Regions from separate parts of the Homo sapiens genome. Here region 2 is linked to region 1. Evidence: chromatin contacts called from ENCODE Hi-C or POLR2A ChIA-PET data. All regions are on one chromosome and are shown on one strand. Each heading gives the region's core, a stretch centred on a gene start or an enhancer-like site at or near the end of the contact. The rest is flanking DNA. Distances are from core to core; before and after follow the strand shown. Region 1 holds the start of SMG6 (SMG6 nonsense mediated mRNA decay factor). Region 2 holds the start of CLUH (CLUH binding protein of NUMT mRNA).

Region 1 (4,568 bases), core at 1,376-3,875:
GAGGGTATTATAACAATTATCAGTCCTGGACATCTCTGGAGAAAAAAAATGCAACTTTAGTCTTTAAACTTGACCAGGATGATTCTCTTCTTCAAGATACCAATTACCAAATAACATACCTGCTGGTGAATTAAACAGCAAGCAGTTCTTTTCCCATTCTTCAACTTCACCCATCCTCACCAACTCACTAACAGTAGCTCACAGAGTTACCAAAATACTGCTCAGACTATCATACTAGAATACTGACACTAACTGCTACTGTGATGATGGAATTATTAGAAAAAAGTTCCATAAGGGAACTTTCCCTGGATGCTGATGGAAAGATTGTGACATACTCTCAAAATGCCAACAACTGGGAACTCAAGAATTAAGAATAATACAGGACTTTAGAAACCACTCTCGGCCGGGCGCGGTGGGTCACGCCTGTAATCCCAGCACTTTGGGAGGCCGTGGTGGGTGGATCACGAGGTCAGGAGATCGAGACCATCCTGGCTAACACGGTGAAACCCCGTCTCAACAAAAAATACAAAAAATTAGCCGGGCGTGGTGGTGGGCGCCTGTAGTCCCAGCTACTCGGGAAGCTGAGGCAGGAGAATAGCGTGAACCCAGGAGGCGGAGCTTGCAGTACGCGGAGATCGCGCCAGTGCACTCCAGCCCAGCGGACAGATACTTACTTAAGTATCTGGTTTTTTAAAAAAGTATCTGTTACCGTTATCAAAAGTAACCACTAAACATTACAATGGAAAAGTGACAGAATTCGGGAGAATATTATCAAGTACACAAATGGAATGCTATATAAAATCCTAGCATAGGCCAGGTGCAGTAGCTCACGCCTATAATCCCAGCACTTTGGGAGGCTGAGGCGGGAGGACTGCTTGAGGCCAGGAGTTCGAGATCAGCCTGGGCAACATGGCAACACCCTGTCTCTATAACGTATACAAAAAATAGCCAGGTGTGGTGGTGCAGGTCTGTAATTCCAGCTACTCGGAAGGCTGAGGTGGGAGGATCACTTGAGCACAGGAGGGGGAGGCTACAGTGAGCTGAGATCCCTCCACTGCACTCCAGCCTGGAAGACAGAGTGAGACCCTGCCTCAAAAAAATTGGCCGGGCACGGTGGCTCACGCCTGTAATCCCAGCACTTTGGGAGGCCAAGGCGGGCGGATCACGAGGACAGGAGTCCAGACCATCCTGGCCAACACGGAGAAACCCCGTCACTACAAAAATACAAAAAATTAGCCAGGCGTGGTGGCACACGCCTACAGTCCAAGCTACTGGGGAGGCTGAGGTAGGAGAATGGCGTGAACCCGGGAGGCGGAGGTTGCAGTGAGCAGAGATCGCGCCACTGCACTCCAGCCTGGGCGACAGAGCTAGACTCCGTCTCAAAAAATAATAATAACAACAATAAAAAAGTTTTTAATCCTAGTATTGCTCTCTAAATATAAATGGAAACAAGCCCAAAACAGGAATCATATGCTCCAGCAAGTACATTTACTGTTTGTAGGTGTAAGGAAAAGGGGAAGAAAAGAGACTGAGGTTTTGGATAGTGCTTCACTATTTTCATAAGTTTAAAAGGTAGGTTCATGAAGTATCCACAAAGATAAAGCAGTTTAACCCAAGAATAGCTCACCCTCGGCAGTCTGTAACTTGGTGGGGGGCGGGGGGATGGGGAAAGCTATTCCTACTACTTTCTAGAGCAGCGGGAGAAAATAGCCTTAATAATCCAATTATGTTAATCAACAAAAACCAATTTCACAGACTGGCCGCAAACCTAGAGAAGGCACCTATCACAGCTACCATTCTACACAACTCTATTGCCTAACGCAGGAGAGGTGAGACACTTAGAATCTTTCTTACTTTCCTGACGTGGCTGGAGACTTGAAATTAACTTGCAAATTGAGCATTCTCTCTAATAAAAACTGCTCCCACACATGCCAGGGCCAAACCCGAGTAGTCTGAGGTCCCGGATCCCTCCAGTGGCGCAGCTTTCGGAAGCCTGTCTTGGGGGGGAAAAGTTCAGCAACGAAGTCGCAGGCTCTTAAACCTTTCTCCCCAATTCCTTCTCTCCGACGTTAAAGCGGTGGCCGGGGCAGGCCCGCGGAGGGCGGCCTGGAGAGCGATACGCCCGGGGCCTCCACCAGACCCCACTCCTTTCCGCGTCTCCCGATGCCTGGGAATCCGGGGCGGGTCTGAGAGGGCTGGGGCAAAAGGAACAGTCACCTTCGCGGCGAGAAAGAGGGTGGAGGCAGGAATTCGGGCCAGGCTCTCCCGGAGCTGGCCAGGACTGGCCGAGCCCGACCCCGCACTAACCCGCGAGAGAGGTAGGGCAGCGAGGGTCCGCCGCGGCCCCAGCGCCTACTGCTGGGGGAAGGGGCGGGGGCTCCGGAGCCGAGGGCCGAGCGGGGAGGAGGCAGAGGAGGAGGAGAGGGAGGCGGGGCGGGCAGGCCCGGCCCAGGAGCTGGGCGGCGCGACTCACCTCTGCTCCCGGCCTGCGGGGCCAGAGTAGCCAGGATCCCGCGCAGCTCCGACGCGGAGATCCGCACACGCTCCAGCCCTTCCGCCATCTTCGCGGCTGCTGCTACAGCCGTAGCGGCTCCGCCACCGCCGCGCGCAGCCAGGAAACCACCACAGACGGGCGGCGCGCGCGCTCGCCCACCTCCCGGCCTTTCCCCGCCCCCTGCCGCCCTCCCTTTCCGAACGACGGTGGCCGCGCTGGGAGGAAAAGCGCCCGCCGCCGGTTCCAGAGGGGCGGGACCGGAGCGAGAGCCTGGGTGGGGCGGGCGGGCGCTGCGCGTGCGCAGAGGTGCGGCCGGGGAGGCGCGCGGAGGCTGGAGCTGGAGGCGCGGCGCCGGTGAGCTGAGGTGAGGCGAGGCCGGGCCGTGCCAGGCCAGGCGGGCGTTTGCGGCGGTGGCTGCCGTTGCTGTTGTCGTGGACACCAAGGACACTGCTAGTCTGGGACTCGGGTTGACAGAGACACCCCTCAGCCTGGGCTCCTCTGGACACCTTAGGCCAGGCTCTCCCGCCACAGGCCCGGCCTAGCGCCGCGGGCCATTACTTGGGACCTTGAAGATCTGCTAAGAGTAGTTGTTACTATTCCCTTTTTTTTTTAGTTGGAGTCTCGCTCTGTTGGAGACTCCCGGGCTGGAGTGCAGTGGCGCGGTCTCGGCTCACTGCAACCTCTGCCTCCTGGATTCAAGCGATTCTCCTGCCTCAGCCTCCCTAGTAGCTGGGATTACAGGTGCACGCCACCAAGCCCGGCTAATTTTTGTATTTTTTGTAGAGACGGGGTTTCACTAGGCTGGTCTCGAACTCCTGACCTCAGGTGATCCACCCGCGTCGGCCTCCCAAAGTGCTGGGATTACAGGCGTGAGCCACCGCGCCCGGCCGCCCCCTGACTTTTAAAAACTAGATACGATATAGTTGGAATCGTGTGGAAGGAAGTACATCAGGAGGCATATAAGTCCATTTGGGACCTGTAATCCCGGCGACTCGGAACGCTGAGACGGGCGGATCGCTTGAACCCGGGAGGCGGAGACTGCAGTGAGCCGAGATCGCGCCACTGCACTCCAGCCCGGGAGTCTCCAACAGAGCGAGACTCCGCCTCAAAAAAAAAAAAAAGTCAATTTGGGAATTTCTGTGTCACTATGGATTCTTGAAAAAAATTACTGCTGTGGATCTCAGGTTGACTTTTTAATTTCCCATCTTTAAAATTGAACTATACCAGAAGGCTGGTACTTGAATCTTTTTTTGGAGAACTGTACAGAGGTGAAGCTCCCTTCCCCAAGGCCTCCTGCCTCCACCTGTTGCCCCTCCACAGCCCCATAGGCTTTTACCCCACACCCATCACAGAATAGTTACCAATTATTCCTTAGTCTGAGCCGAAGGGATTGCCACAACCTCTGACAGAACTCCTTCAGTTCCTTTTACGTGACACTTTGTCACCGGAAGGTTAAGCATAAGAAGAAAGTCAGTAGATGATGGGTGAAAAGATCCAACAGTTCAGAAGAGGAACCATTTGAGTGGTCAGAGCAGAAGACAGCCTTTGCCACCAGATTTGAGAGAAATAGGAAGAAGCGTTAAAAAATAATCTGTTTCATATTGAAATTTGAGAGGCCATTGCATGATTTCTTTTTTCAGCTGGAAAAATAATGGAAAACAAGAAAACTTTCTTAGGACAAATGGCACCACCCATTTAATGCAACAGTGTCAGTGAACTGCAGATTAGATATGCCAAAAGTTAAACCAGTTCAAGAAAATTTACCAGAACTCAGAAGGAAAAGGTAATAGATAAAAACTGAGAGACAAAGATAGGAGACATGGAGAAGGGGTACAAAAAATTAATAATTAAATACGAGTTCCAGAAGGGGATAATACAGCTGACTGCAGAAGAGCAATAATCAAATAGTAGAAGAAAATTTACTACGTTGGTGGAAATTTTTGAATTATCAGATTTAAAGAATTCATGAAATACCAGGTAAAAAGAAATGACAAGAAAGACAACCATATTTAAGTCAGTATCACAATGAAAGCTGCTGAGATTTTTTGTTTTTCGTTTTTTTTGAGACGGAGTT
Region 2 (4,568 bases), core at 1,507-4,006, 410 kb after region 1:
GAGAGCCGTGCCCCAACAGCACTCTGCATACACGCAAACTCAGATGCTAGTGAAGAGACAAAGCACACCCTTGCCCCGGCCTGGAGGCGCCGGGAGCTCAAAGGCGGCAGAGAGGAGGAACTAGAAAAGAAACTTAGGCCTCCCAGAGGACCTGTGTGCTGCCCAAGCCAGGCACAATCTCACTCAGAAGACTGTGCCAGGGCCAGGCCACGCCCCAGCCAAGGCCTCAGCAAGTGAGGCTCCAGCAGGAAGTAGGGTCCGAAAAGGTGCATCACCCGTCCCGGGAGCCCAGGGCTTCAGGGAAAGGCAATGGGGCGGGCAGGCGGCCTATGGAAGAACCTACAGACCAGGCACCTGTTTGCCTCCTTCCTGTCCCACCCAGGCCAGAGGCAGGCGTTCAGGGCCTGAGGACAGTTCAGAGTTCCTCAGGCTGCTCTCCCCACATCCCATCCAAGATCCTGTTGCGGAGCTCCCATAAGCCCCTAGACTCCTTCCCCAGCTGCCAGCCTCCTCCTCCTCCCCCTCTGGGCCTCAACTCCAGGGAGCCCTCCCCTGGGCAGAAGGAACCTGACGCACCACTGTGGACCTGAAAAACCTGCCTGTTCTCTTAACCCCTAAAAGCCGCTGTATTCCCAGGAAGGTAACCAACCCTTGCCCCCGACCCTCAATGGCCTAGATCAGCTCCTTCCTAAGGGGGCTGAAGAGCCTTCCAGAGCTGGATCTCAGAGGTCAGAAGCCTTGGTTCTGATGCTCAGGTGGGCCCCAGCTGGGGGGTCTTCATTAAGGCTCCTTCCTTCTTTCAATAGATCCGGGCTGGCTGTAACGTAAGTCCTAGCTAGCTGTACTACCTTCCCAGGGACGTAGGAGCCCATGTCCTGCCCACGAGTATGCTCCCAGTTTCCCCAAAACAAATAGCTGTGCCCTTCCCTGACTCAGTTTACCCCCGACAGAGCCCCCCCACCCCCAGCAGAGTTAGGAAGGGGCTTCACTGACTCCCTCACAGAAATCCTCCAACAGACGCTCGTCAGCCCCCTAGTTCTCAGCACGGGATCCAAACCAACACGCCTGTCCCAGCTTCCTCTGGGCCAGGCCACGGCAGCCTTGGCTTGCTGGCCATGAGCTGGAATCCAAACACTTCCCTTAACAGCTAAATCGCTGTGTGACCTTGGGCAAGTCACTTCGACTCTTCGGGTCTCTGCTAGAGGGGAAATCAGCCAACCTCCTCTCATCCAGCCTGCCCCCACTGATTCAGAGCCACATCAGCACAAAGCCTGGTAGGTTGGGGCGATGAGCATCTGCTCTTCTGCCCAAACCTTGGCCTTGTCTAGACAATCAGCAGTACTGCCCCAGCACCTGTCCCTCACCCCAAGGCAACTCCGCTATGATGGGAACAGGGTCAGAGGGCTGAACGCTGTCCCCATCCTGATTCCCAAGTCAGCCCTGGCGCACTCACTGAAGCTAGGAAGGGAGATGATGAGGCGTTAAGACCACAAGTCCCAACTGAGGACAGTCGACGGAGGAGGGAGGGACTGGGGGACAGGAGTAGCTCTGCACCTCCACTGCCACCCAGAGCAAAGAGGGCCTGAGGAAGATGACGACTGAGGGCCTGGGAAGGGGATTCCAGCCCCAAGGCTGGAGTCTGAGACACGGTGGAGGGAACAGAAGGAAGAGAAGGGGCTCAGGAGAAAGGGAAAGCAGGCCCCACCCGAGACAAGCTGCAGCCACTGCCACAGTCACCACCATACAGCCCCCATGGGGGATCGCTGGGAGCTTGACTCCACACTAACGACCTTTGCCTTAAAAACAGCAACTCTGGTCTGACCCACTTTTCGCAATAAGGCAGGTTAATGATCAAGTTCTGGCACAAACACTTCCCCCTGCCAAGGAGTTTGGCTCTGCCCCATGCAAAGGCAGACGCCCCCTACACCAGGTCGGCCGAGCAGGCCAACACACCTGAGAGTCTCCGCCACAGCCTGAAGACCTGCGGTTATAGCCTGGCCTCAGGGCATGAACCAGGGACGCCCCTCACAACGCACACCCCGCACCTCGTGCTCTTCCCACAAACCAAGCCTGGGAAGCCTCGAGCGGAGCTTCACTCCCAGGGCTGCAGCCCTGCGCACAGGGGATGCCTGGGAGGCCGCCGCGGAGCAGGTGCCGAAGGGGGCTGTCCCGCAAACGTCGGAGCGACCCCAGCTCAGAGAGCTCCCATGCTCGGGCGCAGAGGGGGTGGGGCCGCCGATTCTTTCGGTCTGCGGCGGCGGCGCACCCCGAAACCGCGTGTGCGCGCACGTGTCCCCGCGATGAGGCGCGCGTGTGCCCGCCGAGGGTGCCAGCCGAGGCTGCCCTCCACGGGACCGCACGTGCGAAACCCGGGCCGCAGCCGGGGGCGACTGTGAAGGTGACCTTCAGCGCGGGGGCGACCCGGTGAAGGCCCCAGCGAGATACAACCGGGCCCGACGCGGAGGGAAGGCGGCGATCCCCGCGGAGTCCCGAACCCGCCCGCCCTGGTCCGGCGCCCCCCGCCCAGCGGCCCGCTGGCCCTGGCCCCGCTCACCGGCCGCGCCCGGCCGCCCCTTGCCCCCGGCCTGCGAGCCGTGTTCCCGGGCGCTGTCGGCCGGGGCGGCCGCCGGCAACTCGTCCGTCTTGATAACCATGGTGGCGGGAGCGGGCGTCCGCCTCGGCTGTCCGCGCCGCCCGCCGCGCCACTAACCCAAGTGCCCTGCGCGCCGCGGCTGCTGAGGGAAGGACGGAGTCACCGGCCCACGTGGTGCGCGCCGTGGCCTTTGACCCCGCCGCCGTTTCCCTGCCCCACCCTCGCGCCCGGCCCAGCCCACGGCGGCCCGCGAGGGACAAAACGCGCCGCGCCTGGTTCCCCGCCCACGGACGCGGTGACTTTCCAGAACGTCTTAAAGGCAACGCACTCTGACTCAAGGCCCAGGGAGGCTGGGCGCCCTCGCGGGGCGGGGCCTCGGGGAGACTCCCTGCTGCTCGCTGCCCGTCGGGCGGGCACTGTGACCTTGGGTGGAGACTGGTCTGGTTCTGCCATGGCTAATCCTCCCCTCTCCAAGGATCCCCTGTTTTCTCTTGCAGATTTGCTAAATGACCGCGCAGTCTGTCATCTGCGGTGTTCGCGTGACCCTCAGCGCCCTCCCCACCCGGCAGGCCCTTTCCCGCCGAATGGGTGCGGCTGGATTATTGAGGGAGTGGAGGGTCGCTTAGGGCACGGGCACGAGAGGCGAGGGCGAGACGTGGCTAATGGGGATCAAGAGTCAGAATGGACCCGCCAAACTTTGCCCCGAGCCAGAACGGGCTCCCTACCCGCGTCCTCGACCCATGGGTCCTCACCTCCAGGCTGGTGTCCTCATTTTACAGTGGAGGAGGCCGAGACCAAGGTCACACAGAGAGCAAGGGGTAGAGCCGGGTCTGACTCCATCCACAGCCAGGACGCTTTAACTCGTATTTTTCACTTGGCAGGGGCTTGGCGGGGACGGAACGGTGAGGTCAGAGAATGCTGCAGAGGGGACATTGGGACCAGGTCTTGCAGTGAGTTGAAGTGCTCCAGGCAGAGAGCGCCGGTGGGTCTTTCCTGGCCAGGCCGCAGGGGGCCTTTGGGAAGCACCCGAGGCCTATAACCTTCGGAGCGTTTGTCAAGCTCTAATGAGAACTGGAAAGCTTCAGCTTCCCGAGGTGGGCTGGGAGGGCCTTAGGTAGGGCCTCGCACAAATTGCGAAGGAAAGCCGACCTTGTTCTGGAGAGCACGTGGTGAGGAAAGCCAGCGACTTGATGTGAGCATTTAAACGGGAGGAAGGAAGATGAGAACTGGTAAGATTCTTCTCGGCCGGGCGGTGCAGCGGCTCACGCCTGTAATCCTAGCACTTTGGGAGGCCGAAGCCAGGCGGATGACTTGAGTTCAGGATTCGGAAGTTTGAGACCAACCTGGGCAACATTTCAAAACCCCCGTCTCTACAAAAAATATTGTTTAAAAAAAGCCAGGTGTAGTGGCACGCGCCTGTAGTCCCAGCTACTTGGGAGCTGAGCTGGGAGTATCACTCAGGACGGCTCAGATTGAGCCCAGGAGTTCCAAGCTGCAGTGAGCTATGATCGCACCACTGCACTCCTGCCTGGGTGACACAGACACCGTCTCAAAAAAAAAAAAAAAAAAAAAGCCGGGCGCGGTGGCTCACGCCTGTAATTCCAGCACTTTGGGAGGCAGAGGCGGGCGGATCACGAGGTCAGGAATTAGAGACCAGCCTGGCCAAGATGGTGAAACCCCGTCTCTACTAAAAATACAAAAATTAGCTGCGCATGGTGGTGTGCGCCTGTAGTCCCAGCTACTCGGGTGGCTGAGGCAGAAGAATCGCTTGAACCCAGGAGGTGGAGGTTGCGGTGAGCCGAGATCGCGCCATTGCACTCCAGCTTGGGCAACAAGAGAGAAACTCCGTCTCAAAAAAAGAAAAAAAAAGTGTGCATATATATATATAGTGTGTGTATATATATATAGTGTGTATATATAGTGTGTATATATATAGTGTGTGTATATATATAGTGTGTATATATATAAGTGTATA

Evidence for each region. A loop is a pair of places that touch in the nucleus more often than their neighbours do. ChIA-PET counts read pairs that join two places held with the same protein, here RNA polymerase II (POLR2A). Pooled maps may share reads with other maps.
Region 2: a map of CD8-positive, alpha-beta T cell shows a loop between it and region 1 (4-fold over the local background). The contact joins the promoter of CLUH here to the promoter of SMG6 in region 1. A Hi-C loop is called at or near these places in 2 of 168 maps with a recorded cell type or tissue (CD4-positive, alpha-beta memory T cell and CD8-positive, alpha-beta T cell), 2 of 37 single-sample maps with no recorded cell type and 11 of 50 pooled maps. POLR2A ChIA-PET finds 5 or more read pairs at or near these places in 1 of 52 experiments (H1).

Annotation. Positions count from the first base shown.
Region 1 is chr17:2,301,160-2,305,727 of GRCh38, forward strand. SMG6 (SMG6 nonsense mediated mRNA decay factor) reads right to left here and starts at 2,626. Exons shown (of 19, transcript NM_017575.5): 1 at 2,474-2,626. The coding sequence starts at 2,561. SRR (serine racemase) reads left to right here and starts at 2,791. Exons shown (of 8, transcript NM_021947.3): 1 at 2,791-2,858. RefSeq lists enhancers at 884-1,698, 2,028-2,754 and silencers at 2,256-2,465, 2,656-2,875.
Region 2 is chr17:2,709,008-2,713,575 of GRCh38, forward strand. CLUH (CLUH binding protein of NUMT mRNA) reads right to left here and starts at 2,757. Exons shown (of 26, transcript NM_001366661.1): 1 at 2,555-2,757. The coding sequence starts at 2,654. LOC105371592 (a long non-coding RNA gene) reads left to right here and starts at 3,302. Exons shown (of 2, transcript NR_136412.1): 1 at 3,302-3,392; 2 at 3,475-3,826. RefSeq lists enhancers at 1-58, 1,316-1,395, 2,230-3,126, 3,127-4,022 and silencers at 2,636-2,755, 2,886-3,065.